Linked DNA regions of Homo sapiens: regions 2 and 3 are each linked to region 1. Evidence: chromatin contacts called from ENCODE POLR2A ChIA-PET data. All regions are on one chromosome and are shown on one strand. Each heading gives the region's core, a stretch centred on a gene start or an enhancer-like site at or near the end of the contact. The rest is flanking DNA. Distances are from core to core; before and after follow the strand shown.

Evidence for each region. ChIA-PET counts read pairs that join two places held with the same protein, here RNA polymerase II (POLR2A).
Region 2: POLR2A ChIA-PET joins it to region 1 with 14 read pairs in activated B cell. The contact joins two enhancer-like sites. POLR2A ChIA-PET finds 5 or more read pairs at or near these places in 3 of 52 experiments (AG04450, Panc1 and activated B cell).
Region 3: POLR2A ChIA-PET joins it to region 1 with 12 read pairs in activated naive CD4-positive, alpha-beta T cell. The contact joins two enhancer-like sites. POLR2A ChIA-PET finds 5 or more read pairs at or near these places in 3 of 52 experiments (CD4-positive, alpha-beta T cell, WTC11 and activated naive CD4-positive, alpha-beta T cell).

The regions. Positions count from the first base shown.
Region 1 is chr17:77,428,370-77,433,052 of GRCh38, reverse strand. The region is part of intron 3 of SEPTIN9 (septin 9); the gene reads right to left. It overlaps LOC112268199 (a long non-coding RNA gene), which reads left to right. Exons shown (of 2, transcript XR_002958141.2): 2 at 1,751-4,683. Among named protein-coding and RNA genes, the nearest start is that of MIR4316, 34 kb to the right of the region's middle. RefSeq lists an enhancer at 4,303-4,362. Within about 2 kb of position 2,817, at least 29 of the 41 ENCODE cell types and tissues checked have a DNase peak (open chromatin) inside an H3K27ac peak, as active enhancers do.
Region 2 is chr17:76,513,449-76,518,131 of GRCh38, reverse strand. No RefSeq gene overlaps it. Among named protein-coding and RNA genes, the nearest start is that of RHBDF2, 14 kb to the right of the region's middle. Within about 2 kb of position 2,696, at least 29 of the 41 ENCODE cell types and tissues checked have a DNase peak (open chromatin) inside an H3K27ac peak, as active enhancers do.
Region 3 is chr17:78,113,614-78,118,296 of GRCh38, reverse strand. It overlaps TMC6 (transmembrane channel like 6), which reads left to right. Exons shown (of 20, transcript NM_001127198.5): 16 at 362-495; 17 at 653-829; 18 at 950-1,028; 19 at 4,673-4,683. Among named protein-coding and RNA genes, the nearest start is that of TMC6, 13 kb to the left of the region's middle. Within about 2 kb of position 3,101, at least 5 of the 41 ENCODE cell types and tissues checked have a DNase peak (open chromatin) inside an H3K27ac peak, as active enhancers do.

The sequences.
Region 1 (4,683 bases), core at 1,568-4,067:
TGAGAGCACAGCGGGAGGGGAGGGGCAGGAGGGAACAGCCCCGCCACGGCGACAGGGGATTCTCTGACTCCAAGAGGGCCTGCAGACACCACTACCCACCCCCAGCCCTGAACTGTCCCCTGCCAAGGGGCCAGAAATTCCTGGGAGGGGGACCACAGGGGGCCTCGCTCATGAGAACAGTGACTGTGGTCAGGCCACAGCTCACAAGTCAGCAACTCTGCTCAGCCGCCGCGGTGGTCCCCTCTTGATGGCTTCCAGAAAAAGCGTTCCACCTTCTGTCATCAGTGTCCTGAAATCCAAGAATATTCTCCAAACAGCAACTGCAGCAAAAGCTAATGCTGCGTGAGTGCCGCAGGCACCATTTCCAGGGCCTCACACACCCCCCGCTCAGTCCCCACAAAAACCCCACTCCATCCTTCCTCCCGCTCTCTTCCTCTAACAGCTCAGAAAACGAGCACGGAAGGGTTAAGCTGGCCTGAGGAGGGGCTGGTGGAACAGCCTGAGGGTCCAGTCTCCAAGAACTTCACATTGCAAAGGGAACCCTTGGGTCAGGGAGCAGGGCACAGCCCCCATCTCTCTACCCCCGTTCTCAGCACCAGGCCTGACACAGACGGGGCCTCGGCCATGAATAAATGAACAAGTGAATGAGAGCCTGCTGAGGGAAGAAGGTGACAGGGACAAGGGAGAAACAAAGCAGCCAATGCCGCCGTGATGATGACGATGCCAACGGCAGCACTGACATGTGGGCTCCTGTCATGCCAGGACCGTTCTAAGCACTTTGCTCTATGAACACCTTTGTTTCTCATCATGTCTCGAGTGGACATTTCTATTAGCCCATTTTACAGAGGGGAACATAGTTGAGCGTATTGGCTAAGGTCATGCTGCCAGGAAAGGTCAGAGTCCAGGTAGCATGTGGCTTCCCAGCCGGGCTCTGGTTCACACGGCCTCACAGGCAGCCCCATGAAACACGCAGAGAGAGCATGTGAGGGGCCCCCCTGCTGCCCCCCACCCCCAGCTGGGGTCCACCCTCTGCTGAAACCTCCCCAACCTGTTTCTAAGTCCCGCCAGCCACGAAACATTTTTTTGAACATCCAGTACCACCCTCCCATGGCTATTTGGCCTCATCCTTTTACAGGGCAAGTCTTGGGCGAAAAGTAGAAAGGATGAAAATCCCTGAGAGAGGTGACAACGTGGCAACTTTTTTTTTTTTTTTTTTTTTTTTGAGACAGCATTTCACTCCCGTTGCCTAGGCTGGAATGCAGTGGCACGATCTTGGCTCACTGCAACCTCTACCTCCCGGGCTCAAGCTATTCTCCTGCCTCAGCCTCCTGAGGAGCTGGGAGCACAGGCATGTGCCACCACACCAGGCTAATTTTTGTGTTTTTTTGTAGAGATGGAGTTTCGCCATGTTGCCCAGGCTGGTCTCAAACTCGTGGGCTCAAGCAATCTGCCTGCCTCAGCTTTCTGGGATTATAGACGTGAACCACCGTGCCTGGCTGAGGTGGTTCTCATACAAAGCAGAGAAAACCATCTTTAGTTCAAAACAAATTAATAAGTATTGAGTGTCTATGTAGAAAAAGACTAGAAGGAAACGTGAACATGTTAACAGTGTTTGTCTGGAGGACGCAATTATTATTGATCATTTCCTTTACATTTTCTAATTTAATTATTTTGTCACAAGTAGGTGTGATTTTTAAAATCACAAAAGATAAACGTTGGTTTTTTGTTTGTGTTTTGTTTTTTGAGACAGGGTCTCATCCTGTCACCCAGGAGCTGGAGTACAGTGGTGTGGTCATAGCTCACTGCAGCCTCAAACTCCTAACTCAAGCAATCCTCCTACCTGAGCCTCCTGAGGAGCTGGGACTACAGGCAAGCGCCACTACCCCTAGCACCTCTGTTGCCCAGACTGGTCTCGAACGCCTGGCCTCAAGCGACTCTCCCACCGCAGCCTCCCAAAGCTGGGATTACAGGCGTGAGCCACCACGCCCAGCAAAGATTGCTTTTCAATCAGGAAGACAGATGCTTCTTAGCACTTCTTGTTCTTCTTCTTTTTTTTTTTTTTGATACGGAGTATTGCTCTGTTGCCCAGGCTGGAGTGCAGTAGCACAGTCTCGGCTCACTGCAACCTCTGCCTCCCGGGTTCAAGAGATTCTCCTGCCTCAGCCTCCAGAGTAGCTGGGATTACAAGCGTGCACCACCATACCTGGCTAATTTTTGTATTTTCAGTAGAGATGGGGTTTCGCCATGTTGACCAGCCTGGTCTTGAACTCCTGACCTTAAGGGATTCACCCGCCTTGGCCTCCCAAAGTGTTGGGATTACATGCGTGAGCCACCACCCTCGGCCTGCTTCTTAGCACTTCTAACCTCTGCCCCTTGGCATCACCTGGCCAAGCAGATGAAAAGTTCCAGTGAGCTGTCAGCCGGCACCAGGCTGGGGTCTTCCCTAGGCAGCTCCAAGTGGCTAGGATCTGGCTTCTTTTCCAGAGCTGGGTCCAGAAACCAAGATCGGGAATGCGTGATGGCTGCTCTGCGGGCCCTTGCTATGAGGTCACTTCCCTGGTTCCAGTGATCGGCCGCTGGCTGTAGGGAGCATGTGGGTTCAGCCAGGGTTTGTGTCAACATGGCTCTGCTCTATCCACGGCCTAGTGGGTTCCTCCACCCCCCGCTGCATGACAACCCCAGGAAAAATGTTAGGAGGGAGGGAGCCGCTGGGGGTGTGACAGGAGAGACTTTCCAGGGACAGATTTGTAAAAACTGCTTCAAAGTCCTCTCCAAGGACTTTCAAGGCCTCCACTGCCCCCTACTGACAGGTCACGGCTCGGGCAGAGAAAGCTGGGGATGGAGCTGGCGGGGGGAGGGTGGCCAGCACCCGCAAGGCAAGGAGATGAGCTGGGAGAACAGGGGCTGGGAGGGCAGCCCCAGGCCAGCTCCTGTCTCCAGAACCACTGTCTCCCTCCTCTGGCCACAAAGTGAGGCTGGCCAGACACAGGCCTACTCCACAGGCTGGGAGGCTGGGCGTGAAAGCACTGTGCTTGCATGGGGTACCCCATGGTGAATACCATCAGAGCCAACCCCCAGGGTCTGCTGTCCTACAGGGAAGCCAGTGTAAGGCGCCCATGGAACCCAGAAGCATCTAAAGGATTTGACAGCCATGAGCTGGGAGGATCCAGTTCTGTAGCAGGAGAAAGAGAGGCAGAGAGACAGGTTTCGCAACATCTGCCCCATCCGCTGTGTTGCCCTGAGCACAGCCCACCCCTCTGTGGTCCCGAGTCTCAGCTCTGAGGTCTCTAAGACCCCCTGGGTCCCCGCAGCTCAGGATGCTCACTTGAAAACCAGGCCCAGCCAGCAGGGCCTCCCTCGTCAGCCTATTACTGGCCAGCTCCTGCCCAGCACCCTCCAGCTCATTATCCCCATCTGTGCAAACTCCACACCAGCACCCTAAGCCCTTCTTCCTCCAGGAAGGAGACTGTCCCCAGATGTGTCCCCTGTTCCCTTTCGATCAAAGCCCAGAAAACAGGAACCAGCCTTGCGCCTCCTCTCCCCACCGAACTGTTGGCCTTTTTGGATGCCCTCTCTGATTCTCTGCCAACATCCCCACAACACAATCAGCCCTCAGTCCCTCCCCAAATGCAATCGGCGAGCACGCTGTAGCCCAGGCGGACGGTGATGTCCCCATTTTGCAACCTGCGAGAGCCAGCACACCTCTCAGCCAGGTGGGCTGCAGGAGCCAGTCGTGGCGAGGGCAGGAGGCCTGCGTGCTGACGGCATCGGCACCATCAAAATTACGGTCAGATCAAGGTCACGGTCAACGAGCTTCTCCACCTGCAATTTCCTCCTCACCAAGGTGGCCTCAGCCTCAGCCTCGGCCTCAGCCTTGGTCTTGGCCTCAGGAGCTGCAGACACACCCCCAAGTCCCCACCCCAGGAGCTTGGCCTCACACACACCGGAGGACACGGAGCTGGGGCACAAATAGCCAAGAACAGGTACATCTGCAACCAGGAGCAGGGGGCGGAGGGCTGCTGAGATGCTCCCATTCTCACCGGCTGCCTCCTCTGACGGCTTACCACTTATTATACACTGACTGTATAACCAGGGCTGTGACATGTCTGCTTCTTACATTATATCATTAAATCCCCAAATTTGTCCCCAATTTACATACGATGAGGCAAATTCAGAGTCAATAACCTGCTTATCAGCTTCTGAACCCATGGGTGGCTCTAACCTCCCTCCTTCCAGCTCCTTTGGGCCCACATGAGTACTGAGGCACAAGGGAACCCCACCAGCTGGGAAGTGTGCCCTCCCTCTGCTGACCCCACAGCCCTCCCAGCCTGTGCCTGAAGCTGCCAACACCCTCCCATCCAGCACTGCTCTCTGTAGCCTGAGCTGTCGCTGTGTGACCCAGGGTTAGTGCCCTAACCTCTCTGGACTACATCTGCAAGATGAGGATGCCGCCGCACAGCCTACTTCAAATGGTCACTAAGTTGCCTGCACAGCTAACATCTGCCGAGCCTGTGACACGACCAGCTTTGCTTCAATTTCGAATGTGGTACTCCCACCCAGTTTGGGGGTGGAACTGTTAGTTCCTCTTTTTCTGGATAAGGAAGTTGAAAGGCTCCAGAAGGCACCAAGGTCAGCTGATCTGCCAGTAGGTACAGTGTCCACCTGTCACTCACAGCCCTCCCT
Region 2 (4,683 bases), core at 1,447-3,946, 910 kb after region 1:
GACTTCAGACTCTAGCAGGGGGATGACCTTAAAGGGCCTGCCTGGGAAGGGGGAGGTGGGCTCTGCCACAGCTGGAAGACATGCAACAAGGGACGAGGGACGATGGTGGCCACCCCAGCTGGTGCTTCTCAATGCTGTGAGACAGCTCCTGACCTGAGAGGCCGGGGCTGTGGGGTACCTGGGGAGGTCTGAGGAGAGAAGGGCACACCAGCAGTCCAAGAGCAGGCAGCACTGGGTTTGCTGTGGACAGTGTTGGACTGGCCAGGGAATGGCATGTGATTACTGAGCCGTGCACCATGAACTGGAAGCAAGAGCAGCCCCTGCCGGGTGACTTTCTCCTTCAGAGCACAGAAAGTTCCTGCAAGACCGGGGTGTCCTGAATTACTGGGCCTCACAAGGTGGGTGAGTGCATAGGTCACGTGGGTGGGATGATACGCTCACCGCCCACAGCGCCATCCAGCTACTATGAGTGCACCAGTCTCCTTGCCCGACTTCAGTGGCCATTCCTCTGGGGGAAAACAGGCCCAATCCCAAACAGGGACCTGAAGGACCCACGCCCATCCCTGCCTCCCCTGAGCCTTTTCTGTAGTAGGGGTAGGAGGGGTGGGGGTGGGGGGGAGATAAGTGAGTCTTTGACTTTGTCTAAGTCCAAAAACAGAAAGTAAATACTGTTCATTGTCCAAAACAATAACAGTAATTTTCTGTTTAAAAAATTTTTCTTTTACAAAAATTAGCTGGGCATGGTAGTGTGCACCGGTAGTCTCAGCTACTCAGGAGGCTGAGGTGGGAGGATCTCCTGAGCCCAAGAGGTCGAGGCTACAGTGAGTCATGATCGTGCCACTCTACTCCAGCCTGGGTGACAGAGCAAGACCCCATCTTAAAAAAAAAAAAAAAATTAAACACTGCTGTCCAGCTTGGGCGACACAGAGAGACCCCATCTTAAAAAAACAAAAAACAAACAAACAAACAAACAAAAACCTTTTTTTTTCCTGAGACAGAGTCTGGCTCTGTAGCCTAGGCTGGAGTACAGTGGCACAATTTAGGCTCACTGCAACCTCCGCCTCCCAGGTTCAAGCGATTCTCCTGCCTCAGCCTCCCGAGTAGCTGGGATTACAGGCACCAGCCACCACGCCCGGCTAATTTTTGTATTTTTAGTAGAGATGGGGTTTCACCATGTTGGCCAGGCTGTTCTCGAACTCCTGACCTTGTGATCTGCCCGACTTAACTTCCCGAAGTGCTGGGATTACAGGCATAAGCCAGCGCGCCTGGCCAAAAAATTCTTTAACAAAGTTTTTTTTTTTTGTTTTTGTTTTTGTTTTAGAGACAGGTTCTCACTCTGTCGCCCAGGCTGGAGTGCAGTGGTGCAATCAGAGCTCACTGCAGCCTTGACCTCCAGGGCTCAGCCATCCTCCCACCTCAGCCTCCTGAGTAGCTGAGACTACAGGTGTACATACACCACGGTACCTGGCCTTATACATAGTTTTTGAAGTAGCATTCCTGGGGATTCTATATGATTACAAAGGCAATATGTATAAGATGACAGCGAGAGTGAAAAAAAGAAAATTTAAAAAAAAAACAACAGACCAGGTGCAGTGGCTCACGCCTGTAATCCCAGCACTTTGGGAGGCCGAGGCGGGCGGATCACCTGAGGTCGGGGGTTCGAGACCAGCCTGGCCAATATGGTGAAACCCTGTCTCTACTAAAAATACAAAAATTAGCTGGGTATGGTGGCAAGTGGCTATAGTCCCAGCTACTCGGGAGGCTGAGGCAGGAGAATCGCTTGAACCCAGGAGGCGGAGGTTGCAGTGAGCCGAGATCGCACCATGCACTCCGGCCTGGGTAACAGAGCGAGACTCCGTCTCAAACAACAACAACAAAAACAAAAACAAAAACAAAGGCAGCCGGGTGCGGTGGCTCAGGCCTGTAATCCCAGCACTTCAGGAGGGCAAGGCGGGCGGATCACAAGGTCAGGAGTTCGAGACCAGCCTGGACAACATGGTGAAACCCCATCTCTACTAAAAATACAAAAATTAGCTGGGCGTGGTGGCAGGCGCCAGTAATCCCAGCTACTCAGGAGACTGAGGTAGGAGAATTACTTAAAAACCCAGGGGCGAAGGTTGCAGTGAGCCGAGATCACACCACTGCACTCCAGCCTGGGTCACAGAGCAAGACTCTGTCTCGAAAAAAAAAAAAAAAACATTGCAGGAAATTTGAGGGGGAAAGAAAAGCACAAAGGGAGGTGTCCAGGAAGTGGTTGGAGAGTCTGGTCTGAAGCAGGACAGAAGTCAGGGCTGTGACAATAAAAGTCCCCTGTGGTCCCTCCACCCGAGAGTCACTGTGAGTGTTTTGCTGTAAATACTGGCAGTGGTTTTCCTGTGCACACGCACATTTTACGCGGCACACGCACATGACATTTTATGTTACGCCAGGATCTTAGCATGCATATGGGTTTTAGTGAAGAAGCCTCCAGCAGTTTCGCAAGTGAGTGGGTTTCGGTTCAGGTCACACAGGGATGATAGTAGCAGTTGACTCAGTGGCAGCGTATGTGGGTCTGACAAGTTCCCAAGGCTTTCTGGCTGGTCCCCAGTTTAGTGTGAAATGAGCCAGGAAAGAAAGCCATCGTCTCGCCCGGCGACTGCAAAGCCTCCTCCCAGTCGTCGGCCTCCGCTCTGCCCTCCCACGTTGTGGTCTCCACTCAGGGCCCAGGAAATGCTTTTATCGTGTGAATCAGATCGCGTGGACTCCTCCCTGGCCCATCAAAACCCTGCCCTAGCTTACTGAAGTCACAGCCAAACAGAAAGCAGAGTCCTGGCCTGGCTCCCCAGCCCGCCTGATTTGGCCCGGGCCATCTTTCCAGGCTCATTTCTCCCCCGGCTCCCCTTCTCGCCTTCTTTTTGTGTGTGTGTGTGTGAGACAGAGTCTCACTCTATAGCCCAGGCTGGTGTGCAGTGGCATGATCTCAGCTCACTGCACTCTGCCTCCCAGGTTCAAGTGATTCTCCTGCCTCAGCCTCCTGAGTAGCTGGGACTACAGGGCGAGCCACCACACCCAGCTAATTTTTGTATTTATAGTAGAAACGGGGTTTCACCATGTTGGTCAGGCTGGTCTTGAACTCCTGACCTCCAGTGATCCACCCACCTCAGCCTCCCAAAATGCTGGGATTACAGGTGTGAGCCACCGCGCCCGGCCATCTCTCTCTCTTTTTTTTTTTTTTTTTTTTTTGAGACAGAGTCTTGCTCTGCCACCCAGGCTGGTGTGCAGTGGTACGATCTTGGCTCATTGCAACCTCCACCTCCCAGGCTCAAGCAATTCTCCTGCCTCAGCTGCCCAAGTAGCTGGGATTACAGGCACCCGCCACCATGCCCAGCTAATTTTTGTATTTTCAGTAGAGACGGGGTTTCACTGTGTTGGCCAGGCTGGTCTTGAACTCCTGACCTCAAGTGATCCACCCACCTTGGGCTCCCAAAGTGCTGGGATTACAGATGTGAGCCACCACTCCCAGCAACAGTAGCTCTTAAAATCAAAATTAGCCGGGTACAGTGGCTCACACGCATAGCCCCAGCTACTTGGGAGGCCGAGGTGGGAGGATCACTTGAACTCAGGAATTTGAGACCAGCCTGGGCAACATAGCAAGACTCTCTCTCAAAAAACAAAACAAACAACAACAAAAAATACCTCCCCCCTCCCCAAATCCATGATGAAGAAAATGCCAAAATTTTAAATACAATGAGGATCCCTTTTCCCGGTCCCTCTATCCTCACTGTCCGGCCCTCCTGCCCACAACCCACACTTGGGAAATATGGCTGAATGAATTAGAAGAGCAGGGGAAGAAACTGAACATTAGTCGGGCAGAGGCAAAGAGCAAGAAGCAAGTGGGGTGGCTCACAGAGACAGCTCGATGAGACCTCCTACCTGGGGGCCAGGCTGGGGTGCTGAGGAGCCCCCTTCCCCTGCCTGGCTAGCAGGTCCTGGAAGCAGTGAAGGAAGAGACCAGCTGGGAGCCCCATGACAGGGCAGGGACCTGGGGGTTCTGCCTCCAGGAGAGCCAGGAGTGCAGGCCAGAAAAGCCCGTTAGGGAAAGGGAATCACCCATGATGTTGGTTTCCCTGGCTGCTGTAACAAATGACCACGAACTCGGTGGCTTAAAACAGCAGAAATCGGCCGGGCGCAGTGGCTCACGACTGTAATCCCAGACTTTGGGTGGCTGAGGCAGGTGGATCACCTGATGTCAGGCGTTTGAGACCAGCCTGCCCAACATGGCAAAACCCCATCTCTACTAAAAATACAAAAATTAGCTGTGTGTGGTGATGGGTGCCTGTAATCTCAGCTACTTGGGAGGCTGAGGCAGGAGAATTGCTTGAACCCGAGAGGCAGAGGTTGCAGTGAGCTGAGATTATCCCACTGCACTGCAGCCTGGGCGACAGAGCAAGACTCCATCTCAAAAAAAAAAAAAAAAGCAAAAAACAAAAAACAGCAGAGATCGATTCTCTTAGGGTGCTGGAGGCCACAGGTCTCAAGTCAAGGTGGGGGCCGGGGCCACACTCCCTCTGAAGCCTCTGGGAAGGATCCTTCCTCACCTCTGTCAGCCTTTGGTGGCCCCAGGAGTTCTTGGGCCAGGCCAGCGTCACTCCAGCCTCTGCCTCTGCGGTCACGTGGCCTTCTCTCTGTGTTGCTCTTGTCTCA
Region 3 (4,683 bases), core at 1,852-4,351, 680 kb before region 1:
GCATGAGCCACCGCACCTGGCCATCCTGGCTCCTGTCTCGTCTGGCCTTTTGTTTCCTCATCCCTGCAGTGGGGACCATGTTCCAGTGGGGACTGAGGGAGGTGGTGTGTACAGTGTTGTGTGCAGAGCCTGGCATGGCAGCGACCTTCAGCAGATGGAGGTGCTGTTGGCATCACCCGTTTGCGTGCAAGTGACCGGCAGGCTTCTGTCTTCCTCTGTAAATGAGGAGGCTGCAGGGAGCAGGGTCCAGGCTCTGCCTGGACGCACAGCCCTGGTCGCCCTTCCCTCTTGAGCTCCCCCAGGGCTTGGAGGGGTGCTGAGGGGTAGCAGGATGGTGGCAGAGCGCAGCCTTTCCCCACAGACCAGCCTTCTGGCCAACTGCCAGGCGCCGCGCCGGCCCTGGCTGGCCTCACACATGAGCACCGTCTTCCTCACGCTGCTCTGCTTCCCCGCCTTCCTGGGCGCCGCTGTCTTCCTCTGCTACGCCGTCTGGCAGTGAGTGGGGCGGGTGGAGGGAGACCCTTCTGTGTCATCTGGGGGTTGGGTGGTGGTGCCTGGGGGGCCCAAGGCTTAGGGGTGCAGAGGACGGGCTGGGAGGGAGCCGGGTGAACTGTTGCTCGGGGTGAGGGTTCCTGGTCGGCATCTTCCCCAGGGTGAAGCCCTCGAGCACCTGCGGCCCCTTCCGGACCCTGGACACCATGTACGAGGCCGGCAGGGTGTGGGTGCGCCACCTGGAGGCGGCAGGCCCCAGGGTCTCCTGGCTGCCCTGGGTGCACCGGTACCTGATGGAAAACACCTTCTTTGTCTTCCTGGTGTCAGCCCTGCTGCTGTGAGTCCCGCAGGTGGGGGCGGCCCTGGGGAGATGGCCCTCGCTGGGCCTGCACCGTGTGGGGACTGGCCGCTCCCGGGCTGTGGCCCTGGGCCCTGCCCGACAGCCCCTCTCCCGCAGGGCCGTGATCTACCTCAACATCCAGGTGGTGCGGGGCCAGCGCAAGGTCATCTGCCTGCTCAAGGAGCAGATCAGCAATGTGAGTGCCCCTCCTGGGCTGCTCTCAGCCCCCACCCTCTCAGGTCACCTGAGGGTGACGCTCCCCTCCACTCCCCTGTACATCTCCTGTGGGCCTTGGCTGGTGAAAGGGTTTGTTTGCCAAACAAGTGACCCTGATCAATACGTGCACTTCAGATCAAGTGACGAAGTAGCCGTGAGACAGAGCCAGGCTCCTGATCCCCAAGGACCCGCAGGGCCCCACTGGGACCAGGGCTCTGGGGGGTGGGGTGTGATTTCAGCCCCCGGGTGTGGCCCCGCTGAGGGTTTAGACAGTCTCTGTGAGGATTTTTGGGTCCCTATGGACTCTTCACTCATTTTACAAACAGGTGGATTAAGGTTGAGAGTTAGGACTTAAAACTTTTTTTTTTGGAGACGGAGTCTCGCTCTGTCACCCAGGCTGGAGTGCAGTGGCACAGTCTCAGCTGACTGCAACCTCTGCCTCCTGGGTTCAAGCAACTGTCTTGCCTCAGCCTCCCGAGTAGCTGGGAGTACAGGGCCTGCCGCCACTCCGGCTACTTTTTTGTGTTTTTCGTACAGATGCAGTTTCACTGTGTTGCCCAGGCTGGTCTCGAGCTCCTGAGGCAATCCACCCACCTTGGCCTCCCAAAGTGCTAGGATTATAGGCATGAGCCACCGTGCCTGGCCAAAACATTTTTATGAAGAAAACAATGTTTGACCGGGTGTGGTGGGGCTCATGCCTATAGTCCCAATGCTTTGGGAGGCCAAGGTGGGAGAATGGCTGGAGCCCAGGAGTTCGAGACCAGCCTGGGCAACAGAGTGAAACCTCGTCTCTATAAAAATTTTAAAAGTTAGCTGGGTGTGGTGGTGTGCACCTGTAGTCCCAGCTACTTGGGAGGCTGAGGGAGGAGATTGCTTGAGCCCAGGTTGAGGCTGCAGTGAGCTATGATTGTGCCACTGCGCTCCAGCCTGGGTGACAGTGAAACTCTGTCTCATAAAAAAAAAAAAAAAAAAGCCTGGGCATGGGGGCTCAGGCCTCTAATCCCAGCACTTTGGGAGGCCGAGGTGAGCAGATCACTTGAGGTCAGGAGGTCGAGACCAGCCTGACCATCATGGCAAAACCCCGTCTCTACTAAAAGTACAAAAATCAGCTGGGCGTGGTGGCGTCCACCTGTACCAGCTACTCAGGAGGCGGAGGCAGGAGAATCAGCCCAGATTGCGCCACTGCACTCCAGCCCGGGCGACAGAGCGAGTTGCTGAGGCCCTCATGCTGTGTCATGGGAGTGAGTTGCAGAAGGGGGTCGGACCCCATACCGGAGAGGCAGCCCCCAGGAGTACTGTCCACCCGGCAGCTGGTCCCTGTGCCCACTCCCTTCGCCCCTGTGCCCACTCCCTTCGCCCCTGTGCCCACTCCCTTCGCCCCTGTGCCCACTCCCTTCGCCCCTGTGCCCACTCCCTTCGCCCCTGTGCCCACTCCCTTCGCCCCTGTGCCCACTCCCTTCGCCCCTGTGCCCACTCCCTTCGCCCCTGTGCCCACTCCCTTCGCCCCTGTGCCCACTCCCTTCGCCCCTGTGCCCACTCCCTTCGCCCCTGTGCCCACTCCCTTCGCCCCTGTGCCCACTCCCTTCGCCCCTGTGCCCACTCCCTTCGCCCCTGTGCCCACTCCCTTCGCTCCTCTCTGCCCAGGAGGACCTCCTTGCCCACTGGGCACCCACCAAGTTGGAGACAAGGCACTTTCCCCCCGGGCTACCCAGCCTGGCCTCCTCCCCGAGGCCCCTCCCCTGGGGAACGGCCCCCCGTGAAGCAGGTCCTGTGGCTTTTCCAGGCTTGCGTCCTGCTGCTGGGCTCTGCCCTCCCCCTAGGGCTCCCCATCCCCTCCCATTGCCATTTGTCCTCCTGCAGGTTTTCACTCTGGGGCTGGTGAGTGCCAGTGTCCTTAGGCATGCTCCACACCAGGGCTAGGGGGGCGCTTGTGGGGATCAGCGGCTGGCGTCTGCCAAGGCGAGGGCAGGGCGGGGTGCAGCCAGTGGGCCTCGGCAGCCATGTGACCCTGCTGCTGGCTAGTTGGTGCCAGGATCCAGGGCTCCAGGCAGCTCGTCCCAGCTCGTCCCAAGCACTCATGGGACGGCTCCCACATTGCTTGGGTTGTAAACACTGTAGTACACACTGTCCCATCTCCTGCCTTTCCCGTTTCACCACATAGAGCTGAAAGCCTGGCATCTCGGCTGCGGTGGTTGTCTGGCTGTAGATATTGGAAGTGGGGAATGGCTCCTGCCCTACTGGGTGGCATTTCAGAGCCCCCAGGGGCCAGGTAGGGCCAGGTGGGTCCGGGCGGGGAATGCAGAGTGGTGCTGGGAGAATCCCAGCTCTACCCACCGTTGCTCTGGGATGGGAAGGACCTTTCTCCAGGCGGATGCTGGCTGTGGTGTCTACCCAAGGCCGAGCTCTGACCCGTCTTTGGGGCTGTCGGTCTGAGTTTTCCCCGTGCAGGTCGGCATGGCTCAAGTGCACAGCCCCTCCATACTCATCAGCAACTCGATAGAAGCTACTTAGGTTGTTGCTTAAGGGGCCCATGGTCTCTCCTTGAAGGTATTCTAAGTGGTCCTCCTAGGCTGAGCCAGGTTGCCAGGTGCCCAGAGCCAATCCGTGTGGCTCTTGACAGAACTCCTGTTCTCTGTGTGAAGCTCCGGGCGGGGAATCCCGGTCTGACCCAGGCACTGATGATCAGTGTTTCGGTGCACCAGATCCTTTGCTAAGTGCCCCCTCTGCTTGTCACATTTCATTGTCGAAAGAGCCCTGGGTCAGTCCAGTACTGGCCCCAAAGATGTCCCCGTCCTAAGACTGGATGGAGCCTGTGAATACGTTACGTTGCGTGGCTGGGGAATTACGATTGCAGGTAGAATTAAAGTTGCCAGTCAGCTGACTTTGGATAGGAGATGGCCCTAGATTATCGTGGTGGCCCAGCGTGATCTCAGGGTCCTTAGAGGTGAAAAACAGAGGCCGGAGTGTCAGGGTCAGAGTGGTGCCACGTGAGCAGGACTTGAGCAGCCACTGCTGGCTTTGAAGTGGAGGAAAGGGCTGAGAGCCAGGGGCCTCTAGAAGTTGGAAAAGGCGAGGAAGAGGATTCTCCCCCGAAGCCTCCGGGAGGAATGTAGCCCTGATCATGCTTGACTGGAGCCCAGTGAGACTCATTTTGGACTTCTCACTTCCAGAACTGAAAGTTGAGAAACCGGTGGTGTTTTAAGCCACGAAGTTGATGACAGTTCGTTACGACAGCAGCAGGAAACTAATGTAAACCCTGTGCCTTGTGTTATTATCCCCCTTTACAGATGCTGCCACTGAGGTCACAGAGTTAGTAACCCAAGGCAGAGCCAGTACGTGGCAGGGCTGGTTTTAAATTGAGTCAGGCTGGCTCTGGGCTGCTGATTACATTTCCCTTTTCACTTTGGCCACTAGGAAGCTTAGATCCACACATACGCCCACTTCCTGGCTCTTGGTTTTTCCTTGTCCTTGTTTGGTGGCCCTTTCACCTTTTCTTTTATGTTTTTGCTGCTTGCGATGTTGAATACACCTCGTGAGTTTTCCCTCAAATGCAGTTTGGAACAGGATGGCTCTGGATGGGCTGATGGATGATTTCTCCTCCCCTTTGTGTTCTGGCCTTTCTAGGAGGGTGAGGA